2 separate regions of the Homo sapiens genome follow, and region 2 is linked to region 1. Evidence: read pairs that join two places in POLR2A ChIA-PET (ENCODE). Cell type or tissue: HepG2. All regions are shown on one strand. Links, peaks and the distances in the headings refer to the core of each region. The heading gives the core; the rest is flanking DNA.

Region 1 (5,329 bases), core at 749-4,748:
GGGGAGGGAAGGGGCAGCTCCCACCCTCATCTCCATCGTCCGCATGCTGGGGATACCAGGCCTCTTACTTGGGGTACTTAAGGCTAGACCAGATGGGGTTCCTGCATCTTAGGGAGTGACATTAGGGTGGGGGAAAGGTACCAAAATGGCCATGCCTCTGCTGTCTCTTGGGATCTTGAGATCTGTGGTGGCCTCTAGGAGTTCTCTGCTGCCAATAAGTGGTCCAACCATGTTACAGGATTGGACCCGGGATGGCCTTTGTGCTTTAGAGCTGAGGCACTTCCTGCTTCTACCTGAGCTCCTTTTCAACATATAGGCCTGGGCACGTAGGCGTCAGGGTCATGTGGGAGGTGGAGGCCGAGGGGAGAGGTGGGCAGTGGGGAGGGGTACACGGCTAGACCTTGTTGCTCTGCCTCCTCTTGGGACCCCCCAGTGGGATGGAGCCCAAGTCCTTGGGCAGCACATGGTCCTCTGCTTCACAGGACACACACCTGTACCCATCCTCCCCATCCACTTTTGCTCAGTTTATTTTGGGGACAGGGCTCTGAATTGACCTTTGGTCTTTGCAGACTCTCAGGGACCATCTGGAGTTCCAGCTGGAATCTGGGCCTGGTGGAGTGGGAGTGGGGCAGGGGCCTGCATTGGGCTGACTTAGAGAGCACAGTTATTCCATCCATATGGAAATAAACATTTTGGATTCCTGATCACATCCCTGGAGTTTAAGACTCTGGCCAACCAAGTCAACTCCACAACTTTGTGTGTCCCTGGGAGGGTCTGGTGTGGGACCCACCTGTCTGTGGCCCTCGTCCCCTCCCCTGCCCTTTCTCCACTCACATCTTGGTCCCTCTGGTGATTATCTCTTCCCTCTGAGGACAGATGGAACCTGATTTGAATGAGGGGTAATGGTCTTGTGAGGACCAGGACATGGATTGGGTGTGTGTTTATATGTGTGTGTGTGTATGTGTGTGTGTGTGTGGTGGGAATGGAATATCAGAGAAGGTGGTGGAGGAGGGAGGATTGAATTTGGAGAATCCCTGGCTTCTAGTGTCCGCAGGGGAAACAGCAGCTCCAGCTTCCCACAGCGGTCCCCTCCCCTCTGCAGGTCGAGCTCCCACCCTCTTGGAAATGCCTCTGAAGCTGCATAGTCCTCCCCTGATGCTTGTGCTCCCTTAGGGGATCTCCAGGCCTTTGGGTGTGGTCTGGCCCCTGGAGAAGTGTGGTCGAGTGGAGGATGGGGTCCTGCAGTGGCCATGTTCTGGACGCCCACATCACGGGGAGTTTTGAGGGATTGAGCCCACTTTAGCTTGGGTCTTAAAACCACCATGGTAAGAAGTGTCAACCTTTGGGGGAAAAATAAAAATATATAGAAATATTTAGAAAAACCCACCATGGGGGCCTACAAGTTCCTGAGTCAAGGCCTCTGCCGAGACTCCACTGACCAGCATGGTCACTGAAGGGCATGGAGGACCGTCCTGTGGGAAGAGGCTTGGACATGCACTGTGAACTCAAGAGCAAGGACACTGTGTTGATCTGGAGATGTGGGCAATGGGCGAGTACACACGGAGCATCCTCCTGTGCCTTGGAATGGGACAAGGTGGATTCCAGCAGCCCTCAGAGCTTCTGCTGGGTGGCTTTGCAAAGAAGGGGCTTTCCACTCTACTGTGGACATCTGCAGAGATTGGGCAGGGAATAAGATTTTCCATTCAACCCTGAGTTCCTTTTTTTTTTCTATTCCAAATTCATTCCAGAGCATGTGGTAGGATCAGTATCACAAGCCCCTAGTTCTTGGCCAGAGCCCTAGTGACTGTCTTGTGTGCATGGGGGGGCCAGCCGTTGCAGGAAGATGGGTCAAGAGTCTTCATCTGATGAGGGCCAGGGACTTTCCAACTCCCTCAACCCTTCCCCCAGGCTCTTTTCCCACCCTCACATTGAGCCCTCTTCACTCTGATAGTTGGGCCCCCTAGGACTTTTATTCTGAAAGAGCCAAGGCCCCTGGAGGTGGAGAGGAGGCCAGAGGCTGGAGCTGGCCTTGACCCTGAGCCAGCTCCACCCTTCTGGGCTGTTTTCCAAGGCAGCAACTCTGGGACCCTTGCTGTCCTCAGCTCTCCTCTTTATCTCTGGTCTCCAGCCTTGCTGGCCTTTGAGCAGAGGGTCCCTATAGCCAGGACTGCTGGGCTTCTCCCTCCTATGCCTTCACACCCCTGTATTACTGTCTTTTATTCCTTGACCTCACATCCTCCGTCTACTTCCTTTTTCAGCTTTTTCTGGCTTTCTTGCTGCTTGCCCTTCCCAAAGCAGACACGGAGGACAGGTCACCATTTAGAAGCTCCCCGCCTCCCCAAGCACTGGACAAAGGTCTTACCCCATTCCATCCCTCATTCCCAACACATAGGATGGAAGTATCAAATGGCCAGATGCCTTCAGATGTCAGAACCGTGGAGTCCGTTGAACCCTGTGTGTGGGGGGCTGTGTCTTGGGCCTGGTTTTGTTGAGCACATGAGACTTTCTCAAGGATAAGGACAAAGAAATGGACAAAAAGACTCTGCCAGTAGCCCCTGTTTAAACTCTTGAACCCCAGTCACAGTTTTCCAGAAGTCCATCAGGATAGAATTTTCACTAATCGCCAAATGCCCAAAGCTTAGTTCTTTCTTAGAAGGAAAAGAAGAGGTCAAATGGACAGGAGAGAGCGGAGATTGGTTGTTCTCAGGGGCTCCTTCCCTTTGCCTGCTTCTTTCATTTGGGACGCCAGACCTTGACCTGGAAGTGAGGTCACTATTGGGCAGTGGAGTGTGAGAAAGGACTTTGGCCTGGGGGCTGCAAGTTACAGATTAACACGGGGAGGGGTGAGGAGGGACCCAGAGGGAGGAAAGGTGGCCAGAGGAAGGGACAGCTGACCTGGCACAATCTGGGCTTGAAGGGGGCACAACAAGAGCGTCTGTGAGCTGGTGCTGTCTGGAGGGATCTTGGCTCCTCTCCGGCTATCTGACCTTCCTGAAGACCTGCTCGCACACTGCATCCCTTGCAGTCAGTTCCTGGGGAGAGAGGGGAAGTGAGGGGGAGAGAGAAAGAGGGCGTTTGCCAGCCAGAGCCCCTTTCTCAAGGTCCTTGACCTCCATTTACTCCTTCCGGATACAGCAGCTTGAGTGTTTGATGTATGGGCAATTGTATCATTATTCCACATCCTCAACTTTCCACCCCTCAGGAAGGAAGGTGGCTGGGTCAGGGGATGTGAGTGGCTGAAGCCTCCATCTCGCCAGTGATGATTTATGGGCATTCATCCGACTCGTAGCCAGGGCCCACCTTGGCCACTCTGTTTCTTCCTCTCCCCACTCCTCCCAGTGCTTTTGCTTTCCCTCCCTGGTCAATTCCTTGGATAGGGATTGGGGCTGGGCTGGGGGAAGAGTGGTGGACCTATCTGGTTTGGACAAGGGGATGCCTTATAGCTGGAGGCCCTTCTCCCAGACACCCAGCCCCCACCCCATTTACCAGATACAGCATCTCTCCCTCCAGCCAGTGTCTCCAGCCCCGGTTGGGGACCTCCCCTTTCTGCACACACACCAGGTGCTCCTCCTCCCAGGTTACTATGGTCTATAGGGGAAAGAGGGAGTAAAGAAAGATTAGGAGGCAGGACACTCAAAATGCTTCCCATCTCACTCTGAATGGGCTCCCCCTTTTACTCCACAGCAGATACTGTCTGCTGCAGCCCCTCCACTGAGCGAGGGAGCTGCTCTGATTCAGCAGGACTCCCTTTCCACCCTACTCTTTGTTTTTTGTGTTTTTTTGAGACAAGTTCTTGCTCTGTCACCCAGGCTGGAGTGCAGTGGCAGGATCTCGGCTCACTGCAACCTCTGCCTCCTGGGTTCAAGTGAATCTCATGCCTCAGCTACCAGAGTAGCTGGGATTACAGGCGTGCACCAACATACCGGGTTAATTTTTGTATTTTTAGTAGAGACAGGGTTTCTCCATGTTGGCCAGGCTGGACTTAAACTCCTGAGCTCAAGTGATCCGCCCGCCACCGCTTCCTAAAGTGCTGTGACTATAGGCATGAACCATCACACCCAGCTTTCCACTCCTAAAGGTCACCGAGGGGGGCCCAAAGTTGTCTACAGTGACCTTTAGGGGAGAGCAGGGGTGGTAGCAGGATAAGTAGAGGTGAAATTGGGGAGGGCATTTATGAAGAATGGAGACTTTTTCCTCTGGATACTTCTGGCTGACCTAGAGGGACTTTTGAGAAAAAAGAGAGATTGGTTGGGAATCCTACCAGGTAATCTCATTTCTCCTCTTTCTCGGTTTCAAGAACAGCTGAAGTATCCTTAGAAATAAAGGGTCAGCCCCTCTGGGCCTGAGCATTCCAATCAACCTTTATTGAGTTCTCCTTTAGGATAGGCCCCAAACAAGGAGCTCAGAGTCTTGAAGAGATAGAGGATCAGTAAATAGGTAACTGTGACACCAGGCAAGAGTGAGGGATGGCAGTGGGGCGGGCAGAGTGAAATCTTTAAGGAAGTTGGGAGTTAATTAGATTGGAGAGAATGGGAAATTTCTAGCAAGGAAAGAAACAGCTAGAAATAGCGGTAAAAGAGAAAGGCAATTAGTTCTGAAGGGCTCTAACCTAGAGTATATGTGGTGGAGGCAATTGAAGAGTTGATTCACAGAGACCCTTGTATGCTGAGTTAAGTGTAACAGATGATGTAATGTAATAGATCATCACTGAAAGGGTGTAAGTCAGAGAGTGACATGATCACATTTATGTTTTAAGTAGACCCTGTGGCTACAGCATGCAGATTAGAGGAGGGTTAAGCGTGAGAACCAGCTGGGTGCAGTGGCTTAGGCCCGTAATCTCAGCATTTGGGAGGCTGAGGCGGGAGAATCACTTGAAGTCAAGAGTTTGAGACCAGCCTGGGCAACACAGTGAGACCCCACCTCTACCAAAAAAAAAAAAACACAAAAACACAAAAAAGCAATTTCAGGCACCAGGAAATGAAGGCCTGAATTAGGGTGGTGATAGAGAAAGGTTAGGAGGGAACACAGGAGAGCCATTTAGAAGAGTGATGCTCAACAGAAATAAAATGGGTCAGGAGCCATATTAGAAAAGTAAAGAGAAATAGGGGAAATTAATTTAAATAATATATTTTAGTTAACCAAAAATATTCAAAATATTATTATTTCGGCATGCAGCCAATATAAACATTTCCGAAATGCTTCTTTTTATTTGGCATTGTCTGAAAGTCCACTTACAGCATCTAGATTTGGACTAGTTATATTTCAAGTATTCAACGGCCATCTGAAGTTAGCAGCTGCTATACTGGGTAATGCAGAAAAGCTACAAAGA
Region 2 (4,000 bases), core at 1-4,000, 140 kb before region 1:
TAGTCTTCTGTGATGTGGGGGCTGAGCAGTGTGTAGCCCACTAGGTAGAAAAGGCCCAGACTCAGGCGCTTGAGAGCAGGAATGATGCTGGAAAGGAACGAGTGAAGTTCCTGGTCACAGAGAGCAGAGACTATTCCCTTCACCCTCTGACCTTCAGTTATGGAGAGGAGTGTTTAGGGGTGTGGTTGTCTACCTGGAATGGGATGAGAAGCTCTGCTGCCCAAAGTGTTTCCTGTTTCAGGGAAAGATTTCTATGGCTGGCTATGAGGAATGGGGACTGCAAACCTCTTAAGAGTTGTAGGAAAGTCAGGGCAGCAGACAGTGGACCAGTCTTGTGTTTACCCCTCAGGGATGCTACTGATCTCAAGGTCTTGCCAGGTCTCACAATCTCCATTGGGACTGAAAACCCAGTGGAGGTAAGATAATAAAAATAACCACTTTGAATCTGCTCCTTCATTTCTTGGTTGAATTGATGCTGAAACACAGGATGGACAAGTTCTCAGTGAAGGAATTCTTCTGGCAATTAAACTTTTTTTTTTTTTTTTTTTTTACCATTTTAATTTTTATTTTCTAGAGTCAGGGCCTTGCTCTGCCACTCCGGCTAGAGTACAGAGGCATAGTCATTGCTCGCTGTGGCCTTGAACTCCTGGGCTCAAGCGATCCCCTTGCCTTGGCCACCTGAGTAGCTGGGACTATAGGCATGTACCACCTTGCCTGGATAATTTTTTTTTGTAGAGATGGGGTCTCACTATGTTGCCCAGGCTGGTCTTGAACTCCTGGCCTCCAGTGATCCTCCTGCCTTGGCCTCCCAGAGCGTTGGCATTACAGGCATGAGCCACTGTGCCCTCCTGCATTTCCTACTGATAAATATTTTTGAGACAGGATTTTGCTATGTTGCCCAGAATGGAGTGCAGTGGTGTGATCAAAGCTCACTGCAGCCTTGACCCACCTCCCCTGGACTCAAGCAATTCTCCCACTTCAGCCTCCTATGTAGCTTGGACTACAGATGCATGCCACTATGTCTGATAATTTTTGTATTTTTTTGTAGAGACAGAGTCTCTCTATGTTGCCAGGCTGGTCTAGAACTCACGGGCTCAAGTGATCCTCCCACCTCGGCCTCCCAAAGTGCTGGGATTATAGAGGTGAAACCACTGTGCCCAGCCTCTATCTACCTACCTACCTATCAACCTGCCTACCTACCTATCAATCATAAATATATTTCATATATACATGAAAATAGGCTTTAAAGGCAGAAATGTGACTGGTTCAGGCAAAATCCTGTGGCATAAATGTGGATTTTTATGTTTGTACTAGTGTTAGAATGGATAACTGGAAGAACCCTAAACTAAAAAGGGCCCACTCCTGGCACAGAGTGCCTGTTACAACAGTCCAGGGCCTGCATGACTCAGGTCTCTATGCCAGGGTCATGCTGGAGAATGCAGCTTTCAGAAGAGTCACTTCAGAGTGAGTGAAATACCTACACAAACATCTGGACCAAGAGGGGCAATTACCTGTTTGGTATCTTTCCTGGTATGTCAATCAGCTCTCCCTGCACCAGCTTCATGTAGTGATTCATTGAGAACTGGGGCCCTACCAAGAAGGCCCCATAGAAGTAGGAGAAACCAGCAACTTCCAGCAGGGAAGGAACACCACGTATGGCATATTTCTGTTGCTCAGAGGACAAGGAATTCTATGCCAAGAAGAGAATGCATGGTTCAGGATAGCCTTGAATCTCCCCACAAGAGCCACTTTGAGTGTTCCCCACCTGTGTGCCCCACTGACTGGGGTTCTTCAAATAGCCTTCTCTTTGGGGGATGACAAATAGTTGCTTCTTGTGGAAATGCGTATGTGTGTGCATAGCTGGCTGTTGCTGCTTTAGCAAATGCCTTGCTGGCATTGATCTCTGGACTTTGTGCAAGAGCTGGATCCTGGGCAAATTAGATTTGTTGATCCTTGCTCAGTGCTATCTGAAAGGGAGATTGCACAGGCTGGGGAATGAGGGAGAGGCTCCGCTCTGGAATTTGGGTTCAGTCTTTTGTTAACAACTTTTTTCTTCCCTTTCATTAAGTCTTGAACCTCTCTGCCGATGAATGGGTACTTACCTGATCTTTCCCTCCGTCAAAGTAGTCAACAGCCAAACCTGAGCAGAGAGAGAACGGATGGGTAGGGTGGTGGGAGAGGACACTGAGGATGTGGCCTGTAGACTGAGTGCAGCCAGAAGTGTATGGCGGGGGGCGGAGGGGGGGTGCCGAGGAAGTTTTTAGTGAGATGGGGGAGGGACCTACATGTAAGGAAGGCAGGCAGTGACCATCACTCACCAATCAGCTTCAAAGTCAGAACACAATGTGGCATTGTCCACTTGATATCGTAGTTGCCGGTGGCAGTGTAATAGTATCCAGCCAGAAGGTAGGCCTAGGAGAGGCAGAAGTATTTATTCTAGCATCACTACTATTTCTTCTCCTTGCTCTGAAATTCAATGTTCTCTTTCCTTTTTCCTTTCTCCTCATCCCATCATTAAAAGCCTTAATAAATTCCTACAAATGGAGGTGCTGAAAACCTGTAATGGGAAGAGCGTTGCTCAAGGCTTCTTGGCAAAATGAGGGCTAAACTGAGATGAGAATTTAGATGCTGGGACCACAGGTGCATGCCACCCCACCCGGCTAATTTTTAATTTTTTTTGTTTCACCATGTTGCCCAGGCTGGAGGGCTAATTTTTGTATTTTTTTTGTAGAGATGGGGTTTCACCATGTTGCCCGGGTTAGTCTCAAACTCCTGGGCTCAAGCAATCTGACTGCCTTGGCCTCCCAAGGTGCTGGGATTACAGGTGTGAGCCACTTTGCCTGGCCTAGGCTTAGGTTCTTTAACTCATTCTAAGTTGCTTTTCTGTCTTGCCTTGAAGTGACTCTGCTCCTGGATAGTGGGTTAAACCAAAGAGCCTAATGGCACAGTATGCAAAGGGTTAGCTGGTGGCCCTTCCTTGAGGCAGGCAAAGAGTTACCATTACAATCTGTGGATGGAACACTTGGGCCTGTGATAAGCCACCTACCTGAAGTCATACTGCTAAGTGCTGGGAGAGGGGTTAGAAATTAGGTCTGCTAATTTCTATACCACAGTCCCCTGCCTACCCCTGTCCCCTGAACCGCTGTCAGCTGTAGCCTGAGCTGCTAAGGGAAAGACGTTTACCATCTGGAAGCAAAAGGTAGTGAGGACGGCAGTGATGGTGCGGCCCATTAGTCGAAGGATGAGGAACTGAAGCACAATACACAGCAGGGAGTGGTAGAGCTGGTTTCCTGGATGCAAGAAGAGAGAATTTAGCCTGGTTTTTACACTCCCACCGTCCTGAGACTTCCAATCACAACGTAATATATAAAGAAAAAATGTTGGCATCAGGATCTTTTTTTTCAGAATAACCTCATGTTTTGGAGGAGAGGATGGAAATTATTTATTAAAATAAAAAAGATTATTAGGGTGTTATTTTATTTCTTTTCTTTTTTTGTTTGTTTTTTTAGAGATGCGACTTGCTCTGTTGTCCAGACTTGAGTGCAGTAGCTCAATCATAGCTCACTGCAGCCTTGAATTCCGGGCTACCACACCCAGCTTGTTACTGTATTTTTGAATGTCTGAAGTGAAGAATGAATCTAAGTGGGGACTGCTTGGCTCGGTCATTCAGTTACATCCACAGCACAGAGAAACTGAGGATTCTTTGTTGATGAGGTATGGCAAGGGTAACCACCCTCAAAATGTTTTTATCTGACAGAAGAATGTACATAAAAGAAAAAAAGGAAAAGTTAAGCTGTGTTCCTCTTCATACAACCCTCTTTGCAAGTGGGAGCATTATAACTTCCCTACCTATTAGATTCTCTCAAGGAAATTTTGTTCAAGTCTGTTCCTTCCAGGTTCCCACTAATTGCGGTGTCACTGCTAATTTAGTTTACTCACCAAAGTTAAAATAAGCAATTGAGAGGCCTGTAAAGGTATGGAAGAGGTGGATGAGGTAGGT

The links. ChIA-PET counts read pairs that join two places held together with the same protein. Peaks named below come from ENCODE experiments on the same cell type or tissue, not always from the same donor. Only the 100,000 strongest peaks of a DNase experiment are listed, where the experiment ranks them.
Region 2: POLR2A ChIA-PET joins it to region 1 with 5 read pairs; 4 of 35 experiments call an interaction of 5 or more read pairs at or near these places.

What each region holds. Positions count from the first base shown.
Region 1 is chr12:7,121,143-7,126,471 of GRCh38, forward strand. It overlaps RBP5 (retinol binding protein 5), which reads right to left. Exons shown (of 4, transcript NM_031491.4): 3 at 3,487-3,588; 4 at 2,544-3,032. The coding sequence ends at 2,979. It overlaps C1RL-AS1 (C1RL antisense RNA 1), which reads left to right. Exons shown (of 12, transcript NR_026947.1): 12 at 570-709. Among named protein-coding and RNA genes, the nearest start is that of RBP5, 5.1 kb to the right of the region's middle. In HepG2, for the core only: no CTCF peak of the experiment used is centred there; DNase peaks (open chromatin) are centred at 2,042 and 2,799; H3K4me3 peaks cover 1,384 bases.
Region 2 is chr12:6,979,493-6,983,492 of GRCh38, forward strand. It overlaps EMG1 (EMG1 N1-specific pseudouridine methyltransferase), which reads left to right. Exons shown (of 6, transcript NM_006331.8): 6 at 1-444. LPCAT3 (lysophosphatidylcholine acyltransferase 3) reads right to left here. Exons shown (of 13, transcript NM_005768.6): 2 at 3,940-4,000; 3 at 3,184-3,290; 4 at 2,319-2,412; 5 at 2,103-2,140; 6 at 1,512-1,690; 7 at 1-87. Among named protein-coding and RNA genes, the nearest start is that of EMG1, 11 kb to the left of the region's middle. In HepG2, for the core only: no CTCF peak of the experiment used is centred there; DNase peaks (open chromatin) are centred at 1,449, 1,929 and 2,339.